Linked DNA regions of Homo sapiens: region 1 is linked to region 2. A link is a loop called in an ENCODE intact Hi-C map of the cell type or tissue named here. Cell type or tissue: heart left ventricle. All regions are shown on one strand.

Region 1 (2,500 bases), 110 kb before region 2:
ATTGTTAAAGATGGAGTGCTTACAAGAAAGAAAACATGGTTAGCTTGTGAGTATCTGTAAGAATCACACTGGAAAGAACTAATTATTAATGCTTGAAAATACTAATAAAAGGGAGACTTACAGTGTAGACATTCTGTATTTAAGAGCTATTTGGTCATAGCGGGCTAAGAATCACAAATGGTTGTGTGTGTGTGTGTGTGTGTGTGTGCGCGCGCACGCGTGTGTATTCCATCTGGGTTGGCCTAGAATTCTCTGGTTGAAAAGTGGTGTCAGCTGTGGGGAGCTTGGGCCATCAATCAATCCTCATCTGTATCTGGTCCTGCACTCAGGTCTCTCCTTGAAGTCAGGGTCACATCAGGTAGACGACCTGTTACTATGTGCACCCTTGGCTTGGAAGACCCTAGGTATGCATTGGAAATGTTACTAGTCGGCCCATCACAAAAAGGGCTCCAACCTGCTCAGACACATTAATCTCCTTTTGCTGCACTTAAGTGTTTCCAGCCTGTGGTCTGCAACCTGAGGCAGATTTTCTCATATTTGGAATCTAAGAGAGGGCCAGCAGGATCTCCTTTCAGCCCTACATCGGGAGGGCCCAAGGAACAGAAGGACATGTTCACTGTATGAGCCAATGTGTGTTTACACAAATTTCATCTCAGCTTTGAAAATGCTGTTATTAGTTTGTACCCTTGGTGATCTGTGTCCCCCTATTGAAATGATACTTTCATAAAGTGGTTATTGATATTTATTTTAACATGCTAGATTCAATTTTATTTGTTATTAAATTGACGTGTTTATCTTGTGCTTCATTCAAGCACTGATTTTTTTAATCAGGTATTTAATGTGAAATAATTGATGTAGAATACTGTAACTGTTTAAGAATTTTGTAATCTTGTAACATTAAACCATTGAAATAGTTACCGTTCTGTGCTTTTGGGCAAAATGTCAATTAAAACTAAAGTAAAATCCTACAGGAAAAAAAAAGGCAATAATGGATGCTGGTGAAGATGTGGAAAAAAAGGAACCTTCATGCACTGTTGGTGGGAATGTAAATTAATAAAGCCACTGTGGAGAACAGCATGTAGTTTTCTCAAAAAAAAAAACTAAAAATAGAACTACCATGGATCGACCACTGGGTATGTATCCAAAAGAAAGAAAATCAGTATTATCAAAGAGATGTCTGCACTCTCAAATATATTGCAGCACTATTAACAGTAGCCAGGATAATGGAATCAACATAAGTGTCCATCATTAGATGAATGGATAAAGAAAATGTAGTACATATACACAATGGAATATTATCCAACCATAAAACAGAATGAAATCCTGTCATTCATGGCAACATGAATGAACCTGGAGGATATTATGTTAAGTGAAATAAACCATGCACAGATAGACAAATATCACATGTTCTCACTCCCATGTGGGAGTTAAAATGTAATTTAATTCACAGAAATAGAAAGTAGAATGATGGTTACCAGAGGCTGGGAAGAGTAGTGGGGAGGGGAGGAAAGGGGGATGATTAATGGGTACAAAAATACAGTTAGATGGAATGAATAAGATCTAGTGTTTAGTAGCACATGAGGTGATGATAGCTAACAATAACTTACTGTATATTTTGAAATAACTAAGAGTGGAATTAGAATTTTGCTAATAAAAAGAAATGATAAATACTTAAGGTGATGAATATTGCAATTATCCTGATTTTTATCATTACATATTATATACTTGGGTCAAAATATTACAGGTGCCCTATAAATATGTCTAAGTATTATGTATTCACAGTAATTGAAAGTTTTAAAAAGAGTTTTGAGTTATGCTCTAATTTATGCAAAATATCTGGTCTTATGAAAATGGAATGTAATTTTGCAATTAGATCGATGTAGAAATACCATAAATGTATGTTTTATTTTTATTGATACATAATAATTGTATATATTTATGGGATACGTGTGATGTTTTGATATATGCATACAATGTGTAATGACCAAATCAGCATAATTGAGATACCCATCAACTCAAACATCTGTCATTTAATTCTGCTGAAAATATCATCTTCAATTGGTAGAAACATTAAATACATTAGTTTGAAGTTTTAATAAACATTCCCTTATTTAATGAGATTTAAATAAGAAATTATACAAAAAGAACACATTTTAAAAACTTTTCAGAATATGCTTTTGTAATCAGGCCTGAAGTACCTATTATGAACACTGTAATTTTTAATGTTGAATTTTCATAAAGTTGTGCACATCTACAGTGCATTTTTTAAACAGACTTTTAAAATTGATTATGTATAAATGTTTTATCATGCAGTCACTGCCAAATAAAATGTATCTATAAGTGTAAAACACTAAATATTGTTTTGAGTGTTTTTGCTTTTATTGATGAATTTTAACTTCTATTGGTAAATGCAAGGTCCATGAGTAGTTTGTTAATCTTAACTTTTCTTAACTAATCTTACTTATAGAATGTATTATGTAAATCATGGTATGTAACTAAT
Region 2 (2,500 bases):
GCGATTATAAATGAGCAAATGGACTGATGAACCACAGGGGGATCTGCATGTCAACAGACTCTGTCACAAACTGAATTAAGCAAATGGGCTTAGAAGAGACATGCAAGAGTGTTTACAATAGTACTGTGGGCACAGCTCTCAGGCCAAGGAACCTAACCTTTGTGGACTGCTCTATCACTACTGTCCCATCACCACATATGGTCACCATACTTGTAAGCAGGAGATATCCTGAAATCTGGTTCTCCCTACATAGGATGACCAGCCAGAGGCCGATGGGTGGAATGTTCCCACAGAGTCAGAGAGGATGTGAGTCATGCCTTCTTACATCATTTAAGCAAGGCTTGTGTAGATTTTTAAAGCATTTACCATAAATGGATCCCCTCATCACCATCTGTTCACTTTTGGTACAGGAAATATTATAAGACCATTCTTGTCATATGGATTTTCATTTAGTAGTTTTGAAAAGGATTTCTCTGATCTTTTGAGATATATACAAATAAGTAAAAAGAAGTGGACATTTTCTTTTACAAATTATACTCGGAATAGTGTTAAGTTACTCTCTTTGACAGATGGCTCAATTCCAGGGACTAGCTCTCCCTCAGGGAGCACTGAAAATCCTAGTATAATCCTAAGATATGAGTGTTGACTTTAAAATTCTGATTTAACTGACAGATGTATGAAATGGCACATAGAAAACTCCCCATTGGGGATAATGAAAATGCTAGAGTAACAGTTACGTTATAGGAGAATGGCAATGATATAATCTCACTCGTTTTCTCGTTTTATGTGATCCATTTTCTGATGCTGAAATTTATTTTTGTGAAACATAAGATTGTACTCACATTTCTATATGCCTGTTTTTAAAATGTCAAAATTACACAGACTTCAGGGTCTGTCTTTTGGGAAAAACTGACATATAAATAAACCTTACTTCTGTGCAAAAAAAACAAACAAAAAAAAAAAAAAACAGACATTTCTTTCAATCATAAATGGCAAGTGTTCTACCTTTGAACTATGGATATATCAACCTTAAATCAAAACAATTTTTGAAAAGAAAAACACAGTGATGAGAAAAATCATAATGGTTAAACATGTTTATGTAAATAATTAGCTCCTTTTATTTTGAAATAGGTACATTGTCTCCTAACTTCTGATTCGCTCAGTGCCACATTAATAAAAGGTCACAATGTTTTAAAATGCTAAGATTTTAGCATTATATCAGGACTAGAGATGAATTTAAAAAACTGAGTTTGCATATATGAAGAAAAACTTTAGGTTTGATTTGGAGACTCTCTGCCTGAATTTACAGCTCTGAAAAATCTGCTATTTCTAATCAGCGATAAACCTCCTCTCCCTTGACTCATGGAACTTTGTTTTCACTGAGTCTAGAGGCGTTAGTATCAGTTGCAAAATGTCCTGGAAGAGGGATTTAGAGATCCTGAATGGTCTGCGCCTGCTTCTGCTAAACATCTCAGAGACACTCTGCCCCCTGGTGGATTGTTCCAGGGTGGGTTTCGATTAACAGTGCAGACTTCCCTTCTCCCACCCTTTCTCTACCTCGAGTAGATGCCCCAGTTGAAAGCCTTTATCCCCACCAATTACACATTCCTTTGGTTCAACAATTCCCTTTTAGATAATGTGAAAACCCTTAATTACTTAATCAGCCCTTCACAGTTAAAACAAGAACCATAAACATCATTATTGGTTATCATGATTTGATACAGGTAAGAAAAAAGTAGAGAAGTGAAAAATGAGGTGCTGCAAATTAAAAATGTGGATGTGGCCAGGGACTTTGGATTCTAGAAAGACAGCCAGAAATCTCTAGACAAGGAAGAGGAAGAGGGTTTAAAAGTGAATAAAAGGACGCTATAAGAAATAATTAAACATTTGGCAATTTCTTCTTGGCCGATAGAGCCACCGCAAACCATCCTTCATGTTCCCTTTTGTTCTTTGGGGTGTATGTCACCTGCATAGGGGATTAGTTGTAAAAGGCTGTAAAGCTCAGTCGCTTCTAGTTTTTGCCAAGTTTTTCCCATTCAGGCTAGTTTGATCTTCTCCAGTCCAACTTCTCCCAAGTACCCCTGTTCTGTGCTACAGGCACTCTGCATCCACAAAGGAGACAATGGGAAATAATGGCTAAGAGGAAGTCCTGTCTGCTGAGAGCCAAAAAAGTGTCAGGCATCTCAATAAGTGCTTTACATGTATAGGTTCTAGGCCTTCACATCAACTTGTAAGTAGACAGTATTTGAGAAAAAGAACCACATATTTCTAACATACTTTATTTGCAATTCAAACCTAGGACTGACTACAAAAGCTACCTTTCTGCCTACTTCACTGGTCTTAAGATAGGTCAGTCTACTCCTCTTAAGTCTTCTTCTAACCCAGTTCCTCCTGTATTTTAAGCACCATACAGTCCTTGGAATCTCACTACCTAGCCTAGAGACTAAAGGTCCCCTCTAAAAACTAATCTGGAAAACTCTTGTGATAGTGGATCTAACCC

Evidence for each region. Hi-C counts contacts between places; a loop is a spot of excess contacts. Peaks named below come from ENCODE experiments on the same cell type or tissue, not always from the same donor. Only the 100,000 strongest peaks of a DNase experiment are listed, where the experiment ranks them.
Region 1: a loop joins it to region 2, with 2.2 times the contacts of the local background. A loop is called at or near these places in 5 of 110 quality-filtered maps.

What each region holds. Positions count from the first base shown.
Region 1 is chr6:77,344,002-77,346,501 of GRCh38, forward strand. No RefSeq gene overlaps it. Among named protein-coding and RNA genes, the nearest start is that of HTR1B, 120 kb to the right of the region's middle. In heart left ventricle, no CTCF peak of the experiment used is centred here; no DNase peak of the experiment used is centred here.
Region 2 is chr6:77,456,449-77,458,948 of GRCh38, forward strand. The region is part of intron 5 of LOC105377864; the gene reads left to right. Among named protein-coding and RNA genes, the nearest start is that of HTR1B, 5.8 kb to the right of the region's middle. In heart left ventricle, a CTCF peak has its summit at 1,493 (motif pointing left); a DNase peak (open chromatin) is centred at 1,488; H3K27ac peaks cover 1,021 bases.